2 separate regions of the Homo sapiens genome follow, and region 2 is linked to region 1. Evidence: chromatin loops called from intact Hi-C (ENCODE). Cell type or tissue: mammary epithelial cell. All regions are shown on one strand.

The links. Peaks named below come from ENCODE experiments on the same cell type or tissue, not always from the same donor. Only the 100,000 strongest peaks of a DNase experiment are listed, where the experiment ranks them.
Region 2: a loop joins it to region 1, with 18 times the contacts of the local background. A loop is called at or near these places in 2 of 110 quality-filtered maps.

Annotation. Positions count from the first base shown.
Region 1 is chr10:31,945,620-31,950,619 of GRCh38, reverse strand. All of the region lies in intron 2 of LOC107984219 (a long non-coding RNA gene), which reads right to left. Among named protein-coding and RNA genes, the nearest start is that of ARHGAP12, 19 kb to the right of the region's middle. In mammary epithelial cell, a CTCF peak has its summit at 2,806 (motif pointing right); a DNase peak (open chromatin) is centred at 2,839; H3K27ac peaks cover 1,891 bases.
Region 2 is chr10:32,208,968-32,213,967 of GRCh38, reverse strand. No RefSeq gene overlaps it. Among named protein-coding and RNA genes, the nearest start is that of EPC1, 140 kb to the left of the region's middle. In mammary epithelial cell, CTCF peaks have their summits at 3,036 (motif pointing right) and 3,497 (motif pointing right); no DNase peak of the experiment used is centred here.

The sequences.
Region 1 (5,000 bases):
TTCAACCAATTAAAAGTAAGTTCTGGCCGAGTGCGGTGGCTCACACCTGTAATCCCAGCACTTTGGGAGGCCGAGGTGGGCTGATCACCTGACGTCGGGAGTTGGAGACCAGCCTGAACCAACATGGCGAAACCTCGTCTCTAGTAACAATACAAAAAATTAGCTGGGCATGGTGGCATATGCCTGTAATCCAAGCTACTCGGGAGGCTGAGGCAGAAGAATCACTTGAACCCAGGAAGCAGAGGTTGTGGTGAGCCAAGATCGTGCCATTGCACTCCAGCCTGGGCAACAAGAGCAAAACTCTGTCTCAAAAAAAAAAGTAAGTTCCACACCTAAATATTCATCCTGCATCTCCCAAGAAGAGGGAATTCTCTTATATAACCACAACAGCATTGTTCTACCTAAGAAATGTAATTGACGTAATAATAGTAATATACAGCCCATATTCAAATTTCTCCAATTATCCTTAAAGCTTTTCTTTTTCTAGATTCACAATCCAATCAAGAATACGGTTGATAAGGCCGGGCTCGGTGGCTCATGCCTGTAATCCCAGCACTTTGGGAGGCCGAGGCGGGTGGATCACGAGGTCAGGAGATCGAGACCATCCTGGCTAACACGGTGAAACCCTGTCTCAACTAAAAAATACAAAAAAAAAAGTAGCCGGGCGTGGTGGCGGGCGCCTTTAGTCCCAGCTACTCGGGAAGCTGAGGCAGGAGAATGGCGTGGACCCGGGAGGCGGAGCTTGCAGTGAGCCAAGATCGCGCCACTCCATTCCAGCCTAGGCAAGAAAGCGAGACTCTGTCTCAAAAAAAAAAAAAAAAAAGAATATGGTTGATAATTATGTCTCATTAATATCTTTTTAACCACAACAATCCTTGTGATGGTCAAAATGTTTATCATCCCTCAAAATTCATATGTTGAAATCCTAAACCCCAAGGTGAACCCTCATATACCAAATTAGAGACCTTGTAATATATGCCCATGGGAGCTCATTGGCCCTTTCCACCATGTGAGGACCCAACTGAAGGCACCATCTATGAATCAGAAAGTGGGTTCTTAACAGACACTGAATCTGCTGGCACCTTCTTTAAAACATTTGTAATTTCATTTTCATTTTTAGAGACGGGGTATCGCTTTGTCTTGCTTTGTCACCCAGGCTGGAGTGAAGTAACGTGCTCATGGGTCACTGCAGCCTCAAACTCCTGGGCTTAAGCAATCTTTCTGCCTCAGCCTCCTAAGTAGCTAGGACTACAAGCATGGGCCACCAATTCCCTGCTATCTGCTGGGAACTTGATCTTGGACTTCTCAGACTCCAGTACTGTGATAAATAAATTTCTCTTGTTGGTAAGCCACCTAGTTTATGGTATTTTGTTATAAAAGCCTGAACAGACTGTGAAAATCCCCGCCTTTTTTTTTTTTTTTGAGACAGAGTCTTACTTGCTCTGTCACCCATGCTGGAATGCAGTGGCATAATCTTAGCTCACTGCAACCTCTGCCTCCTGGGTTCAAGCCATTCTCCTGCCTCAGCCTACCGAGTAGCTGGGATTACAGGCACGTGCCACCACACACAGCTAATTTTTGTATTTTTAGTAGAGACAGGGTTTCACCACGTGGGCCAGCCTGGTCTTGAACTCCTGACCTCAAGTGATCTGCCCGCCTTGGCCTCCCAAAGTGCTGGGATTACAGGCGCGAGCCACCGTCCCTGACCACACCCCCCCTGCCTTTTTTTGTCTTTTATAATATTGATAGTTTTGAGGAGCTCAGGCCTACTACCTCATTTTATTTAGATTTTTATTTTTCTTTAAAAATTAAAAAAAAATGTTTTGTAGAGACAGGATCTTGCTATGTTGCTCAGGCTGGTCTTGAACTCCTGGGCTCAAGCAATCTCCTCACCTTGGCCTCTAAAATTGTTGGCACTGCAGGCATGAGCCATTGTACCTGGCCTAATTTAGATGTTAAAGGATTGTAACAGTGTTAGTAAATTTTATGACAATTTGAGAAAGAGAAACTCCTAAGTCATTTTGGACTAATATTCATCCTGTCACTTTGAAGACTATGCTAAATTTTGAATGTGAATGAATCTCATTTTAAGAACTAATACCCTAAAATTGCTTAATGACTCAAGTGTGCTATTATATAATAGAACTTAAAAGTAGAAAACATCTAATACTGCATTTTTTCCTAGTGAAGGGATAAGCAGTTGAGACATTTTAGCTCTATTTTGTTTTGTCATTTTTGTTTTATGATCACAGGATTACTTAAAAAGGTGGACAGCTGGGCACGGTGGCTCACGCCTATAATCCCAGCATTTTGGGAGGACAAGGAGGGAGGATCACTTGAACCCAGAAGTTTGAGACCAGCCTGGACAATGTAGTGAGACCCCGTCTCTACAAAAATTTTAAAAAAATTAGCCAGTTGTGTTGGCGTGAGCCTGTAGTCTCAACTACTCAGGAGGCTGAGGTGGGATGATCACTCGAGCCTGGGAGATTGAGGCTGCAGTGAGCTGTGATCTTGCCACCGTACTCCAGCCTGGGTTGACAGAGTGAAAAGAAAAAAGAAATAAAAAGGGGACCTAACTTTTTTACAAGCACGATTTTTGTGTAGTGTATATAGAAAGTCAATTTTTTAATGTGTTCAGCAGCTGAAATCGTTGTATACTTCCCCATGTGCAATGGAACAGAAAAACGCTCGTTGTTTTAGAACACCAGAATATGCATGAGACATAAATGTGTTTTTCCCTGATGAAAACAACTTCATTTCACTTCCGGAATTTCAAAACTACCATCTGGTAGTCAACCCTGTTTTTCCACCAGATGGCAATAACCCATAATGGCTGAGCAGGATGAATGGAATGTACACAAAACAGTGCAGGGTGTGAGCATTAAAAGGGCTGTGAACGTGAAATGTGGTAATGTAGGAAAAACGATGAGTCCCAGGAGAAGAGGATAAATAATGGATTGCTAAATCTGGCACCCTTGGAGCTAACAACATCCATCATAAAAGGGGTCACATCATTTAAGAGCAAACTTTAAAAGCAGAAAGCGTTCCAGTATTTGTTATTTTTTTTTGGTTTGTTTTCAGAATCACATATTATAGAACAGCTGACAGAGTGGAAAAATTGTTGATATTTAAGTAGAATCTGTACCAAAAACATATTGTATGTTCCTAACAGAAGTGATAAATTCAGAGAGATTATTTTAGGAAAAAGGAGGGAACCGGAAGAACTGCTGATGAAATCTGCAGGCCACTTCTCTTCCCCTCCACCATGACTTCAAGAATCCTGCTGACACTTCACACTTCTCTTCCCAAGTCTGTTTAACTGGGTACACCTATTTGGTTTGGATTTTAGGTGGCATAATACAACCCAACCCAATGCTATTCAAACTCCTGTAAATAACTGACAGCAGGCTACAGTCCCAAATTACAACACGATTTTCTTTTTTGACAGGTTTTATGTAAAAAGACTTTCGCCCCCTATTAAATATCTGTCATTTTCTCTTGCTCTGGGTTCTTTTTCTGAGAACTAGACATACCTCTGATAAAGGTCATGCTATTCTTTTTGGAGACTAAATAATACCAATATTTATCATTATTTTTACCATTTTCCTTTCTTTCTTTTTGAAAAATAACAATATGGGCCTGGCGTGGTGGCTCATGCTTACAGTCCCAGCACTTTGGGAGGCTGAAGGGGATGGATCACCTGAGCTCAGGAGTTCGAGTTCGAGACCAGCCTGGGCAACATGGTGAAACCCCAGCTCTACAAAAATTACAAAATTATCCAGGCCCATGCCTGCATGCCTGCAAGGCTACATGCCTGTAGTCCCAGCTACTTGGAGGCCGAAGCAAGAGGATTGCTTGAGCCTGGGGGGCAGGGTTTGCAGTGAGCCAAGATCCTGCCATTTCACTCCAGCCTGGGCAACAGGGTGAGACCCTGGACCTTGTCTCAAAAAAAAAAAAAAAAAGTTAAGGAAAAAATAAAAACAACATGGAGAAACCCCATCTCTACTAAAAATACATAATTAGCTGGGCATGGTGGTGCATACCTGTAATCCCAGCTATTCAGGAGGCTGAGGCAGGAGAATCGCTTGAACCTGGAAGGTAGAGGTTGCAGTGAGCTGAGATCGCGCCATTGCACTCCAGCCTGGACAACGAGAGCGAAACTGTGTCTCAAAAAAAAAAAAAAAAAAAAAAAAGAAGTAAAGAAGTTCCAGCTTGTCAGATAAAGACCAGAATTTTAAATAGACTGGAAAGAACTAAAACAAAGGTGGTTATTAGGGCACATGCTTACACAATTTCATAGGAAGCAGGACCATTTCCTTTTGTTTTGGTAAGTACATCAATGATCTATCTAATATAGGCGAAGATGTACATAAAACAAACAAAAAAAAAGAGATGAGATCTAAGCAATTCAGGTTTCCTTAGAAAATATTTTTTTTAAGGGTGCTCTAATGAAAAATGTTAAGCTCTTCTCTCTCTCTAACATTTTTATGTTCACTGTAAATGTCCTAAGGAATCAATATAAAATTCTTGAAAATATGGAAAAGTAAAAAGACATCAGTCTAAAGACAACTAATATTAACATTTTTGGCTGGGTGCAGTGGCTCACGCCTGTAATCCCAACACTTTGGGAGGCTGAGGCAGGTGGATCACTTGAGGTCGGGAATTTGAGACCAGCCTGACAAACATGGAGAAACCCCGTCTGTACTAAAAATACAAAAAAAGTAGCGGGCCATGGTGGCACATGCCAGTAATCTCAGCTACTCCGGAGGCTGAGGCAGGAGAATCACTTGAACCCAGGAGGCGAAGGTTGTGGTGAGCCGAGATTGCGCCATTGCACTCCAGCCTGGGCAACAAGAGCAAAACTCCGTCTTAAAAAAAAAAAAAAAAATTAACATTTTTAGTGTATTTTCTTTCATAGTTACTTTTTAAAAAAATAATTGTTTTCTTCATCTTTAAAAAAACCTGTTTATTTTCATGGGTGTTTCATAGTGTTCATGACC
Region 2 (5,000 bases), 260 kb before region 1:
CACCCACAAAGTCACTGTCCTGTTGTAAGGCTGCATCCATCCAGAAGACTAGCACTTTTTTCCTCATGCAAAGATGCTCTGCACACAGACAGGGCATGGTGGCTCACATCTGTAACCAGCACTTTGGGAGGCTGAGGCTTGTGGATCGTTTGAGCCCAGGAGTTTGAGACCAGCCTGGGCAAACATAGTGAAACTGCGTCTCTACCAAAAATACAAAAAGAAAAGAAAAGAAAAAAAAATAGCTGGGTGTGGTGGTGCACATCTGTAGTTCCAGCTACTTGGGAAGCTGAGGTGGGAGAATTGCTTGAACCCGGGAGACAGAGGCTGCAGTGAGCCGAGATCACACCACTGCACTCCAGCCTGGGCAACAGAGCAAGAACCTGTCTCAGAAAAAAAAAAAGATGTACTGCACACAATGTGCTTGTGTAGTTACTTTCCTCTAATTTACACAAAGGCACTTAGAGGCTAGTGGTAGCCCTAAATACCTCTGCCAAAGTAACAAATACATTTTAAAATTGTAAAACCCAACGAAGTATGTATTTCATGAAAACTAATGTAAATATATTATGGGTAACCTGGAAATATTTTCAGTCTCTGGAAAGAAATCTGTCAATACATAACCAGCTATAAAACTCTGTAATTTTAATTCAATGATTCTACTTTAGGGTATATTACCTCAAGAAGATAGATTCTCCCCTTTTCCTCCTCCAAAACCAGATATGTATACATAGCAGCACATTAATAACATCAAAAAATTCTGGTTAGGCCGGGTCCGGTGTCTCACACCTGTAATCCCAGACTTTGGGAGGCTGAGGTGGGCACATCACCTGAGATCGGGAGTTCGAGACCAGCCTGGCCAACATGGTGAAACCCCATCTCTACTAAAAATACAAAAATTAGTCAGGCATGGTGGTGGACCCCTGTAGTCCCAGCTACGTGGGAGGCCGAGGCAGGAGAATAGCTTGAACCTGGGAGGCAGAGGTTGCAGTGAGCCAAGAGTGTACCACTTCACTCCAGCCTGGGCAACAGAGTGAGACTCTGTCTCAAAAAAAAAAAAATTCTATCTGGGTATAGTGGTTCATGCCTTTAATCCCAGCACTTTGGAACACTGAGATGGGAGGATTGCTTGAACTCAGGAGTTCGAGACCAGCCTGGGCAACATGGTGAAACCTATTTTGTATATTACAAAATATACACAAATTAGCCGGGCATGGTGGCACATGCTTGTAGTCCTAGCTACTCAGGAGGCTGAGGTGGGAGGATGACTGTAGCATGAGACAGGGTGGAGGTTGTAGTGAGACAAGATCACACCATTGCACTCCAACCTGGGTGACAGAGGGAGATAGTGACTCAAAAAATAAATAAATAAAAATTAAAAAATTCAAAACACTATACATAGTCACACAATAGGCTATGTCAATACCTGAACTATTTCTATAAACTAATAGTATGTAAAAAAGGGCCAGATAAAAAACATCTAAACTGCTTGATGGCAGGATTGTGTATCGCAACCTCTGTAGCACCCAGCATGTGGCAGGTATGTTGCTCATTAAAAGTATGAAAACAGACTAAATTTGTATACTGTATTTACACTAATATAATATTGTAGCCTAGGCATGGTGGCTTATGCCTGCAATCCCAGCACTTTGGGAGGCTAAGGCGGGAGGATCACTTGAGGCCAGGAATTCGAGATCAACCTGGGCAACATAGTGAAACCCTGTCTCTACAAAAAAATTTAAAAATTAGCTGGGCATGGTGGAATGTGCCTGTAAGTCCCAGGTACTTGGGAAACTGAGACGGGAAGATCACTTGAGTCCAGAAGTTTGAGGCTGCAGGTGAGCCGTGATCATGCCACTGTACTACACTCGCCTGAATGACAGTGTAAGACCCTGTTTCCAAATATATATCTCAGCATTAGCATTTTTGGGTGCTATATATGTAACAATACTATATAAAACATATAGTATTGTTAAGTTATTAAGCATATATAAGTATCCAATTCCAATGAGGCTGGAAAAGACTAGAGCCATGTTGTAGAAGCTCTGGGTGCCAGGTTGTGGAGTTTAAACTTGACACTGGCACAAAGAGCTGCAGAATGTTTTTCAAGACAAGAAGCAACATGATGGGCTGGGTGCGGTGGCTCACGCCTGTAATCCCAGCACTTTGGGAGGCCGAGGCAGGCAGATCACTTGAGGTCAGGAGCTTGAGACCAGCCTGGCCAACATGGGGAAACCCCATCTCTACTAAAAATACAGAAAAGTTAGCCGGGCATGGTGGCAGGCGCCTGTAACCCCAGCTACTCGGGAGGCTCAGGCAGGAGAATCTCTTGAACCCAAGAGACGGAGGTTGCAGTGAGCCAAGGTCACACCACTACACTCCAGCCTGGTCAAAAGAGTGAGACTCTGTCTCCAAAAAAAAAGAAAAAAAAAAAAAAAAAAAAGAAGCAACATGATGAAACCAGTATCATAGGAAGTAGTTGAGATTATTTGGAGAAAAGTTAATGTGGGATAAAGATGTCTCCAGTACCCCGGTCTTGAAAGCTGGCAGAAGATTAGGAGTGAAAGATTCTTTGTTTATATATGGTAGAGGAGAGCCTGACTCTTAAGTGTAGGAAAAAGCCTGATATTCTTATTCTGTAAAGCTGGTTTAAAAATTTCTAATTAATTTGCTGTTACCCAGGGTGGAGTGCAGGGTGCAATCGTAGCTCACTGCAGCCTCCAATTCCTGGGCTCAAACAATCCTCCCACCTCAGCCTCCCAAGTAGCTGGGACCACAGGCACACACCACCCCCAACTGGCTAATTTTTTACTTTTTTATTTTTGTAGAGACAAGGTCTCACCATGTTGCCTAGGCTGGTCTCGAACTTCTGGCCTCAAGTGATTACTGCCTCAGCCTCCCAAAGTTCTGGGATTACAGACGTGAGCCACCATGCCGGCCTTTAATAGTCTTAATTTTCTGGAAAGTCCCAGCTGACCCGGTTCATCGTGAAGCTAGAAACACCCTGGATTTCCATGGGATTATCACTAGAGGGCAACCTAATCATATCCGCTCAAAGTGGTGTTCTCACATTAGCAGCAAGAGTGCGTTTGTGGCGTTTATTAAAAATGCAGGCTCTGGGGCTCCCCCTGAGACCTACAGAGTCAGAATTTGCATTTAAAAAAAATCCTCAGTGATTGGCTGGACTGCAACTCCTGGGCTTTAGCGATCCTCCAGCCTCAGCCTCCCCTGTAGCTGGAACTACATGTAGCGCCATGACGCCCAGCCGAAGTCACATCTTTAAGTAAGGTTCAGCTCTTGCAATCAGTCTGTCTGGGAAATCAAAGGGCATCAACCCCTCATAGCACGGTAGGAAAGGGAAGAAAGGGACGGAAGGAAGTGGCGCTGTCTATTATCTATGGGCAAGGCCTAGTGTTTTAACCAGACTGGATCTTGGTGGACAGGAGCCGCGCGTGGGAGTGACTCAGTGCATCTTTGCAGTTGTGCCTCCACATGAGGGCGCTGGCGAGTTTGGGGCAGTGGTCACTATAGGCTCCATTTCCACCTTTTATGCTGGTGGAATCCCACCAGCTCATATGGCATTTCCCTGGAGTCTTACTGCTCTCAAAGAGCAAGGCTGGGCTTGCCCTGGACCCAAGGAGATAGGATTGTGCAGAGGAAGTCTTCCGGGCTGGAAAAAGCACATTCCCAGAGCAGTAACCAGAACCTGGACCGTCTCTGGTTACAGTTCAACCACGTTCGAAAATCTAAAGCAACAGTTCTCAATTTACCAGCGCTTCAGAATGCCCTGGAGGGCTTGTTAAAACCTAGATTGCTGGGCAGCACCCACAGTGTGTCCGCTTCAGTAGGTCTGAGGCGGGACTGGAGAATTTGCATTGCTCCTGCTTCCCAGGTGATGCCGATGCTGCTGACTGGGGACCACACTTTGAGAAGCATTGCTTGAGGCCAGGAGTTTGAGGCTGCCGTGAGCTATGATTGTGCCACTCTACTCCAGCCTGGGTGACAGGGTAAGGTCTTGTTTCTTAAAAAATAAAATAAAAACCTATTGTAAATACCTAGGAATCCAACTTACAAGGGATGTGAAGGACCTCTTCAAGGAGAACTACAAACCACTGCTCAATGAAGTAAAAGAGGACACAAACAAATGGAAGAACATTCCATGCTCATGGATAGGAAGAATCAATATTGTGAAAACGGCCATAATGCCCAAGGTAATTTATAGATTCAATGCCATCTCCATCAAGCTACCAATTACTTTCTTCACAGAATTGGAAAAAACTACTTTAAAGTTCATGTGGAACCAAAAAAGAGCCCGCATTGCCAGGTCAATCCTAAGCCAAAAGAACAAAGCTGGAGGCATCACGCTACCTGACTTCAAACTATGCTAAAAGGTACAGTAACCAAAACAGCATGGTACTGGTACCAAAACAGAGATATAGACCAATGGAACAGAATAGAGCCCTCGGAAATAATACCACGCATCTACAACCATCTGATCTTTGACAAACCTGACAAAAACAAGAAACGAGGAAAGGATTCCCTATTTAATAAATGGTGCTGGGAAAACTGGCTAGCCATATGTAGAAAGCTGAAACTGGATCCCTTCTTTACACCTTATACAAAAATTAATTCAAGATGGATTAAAGACTTACATGTTAGACCTAAAACCATAAAAACCCTAGAAGAAAACCTAGGCAATACCATTCAGGACATAGGCATGGGCAAGGACTTCATGGCTAAAACATCAAAAGCAATGGCAACAAAAGCCAAAATTGACAAATGGGATCTAATTAAACTAAAGAGCTTCTGCACAGCAAAAGAAACTACCATCAGAGTGAACAGGCAACCTACAGAATGGGAGAAAATTTTTGCAATCTACCCATCTGACAAAGGGCTAATATCCAGAATCTACAAAGAACTTAAACAAATTTACAAGAAAAAAACAAACAACCCCATCAAAAAGTGGGTGAAGGATATGAACAGACACTTCTCAAAAGAAGACA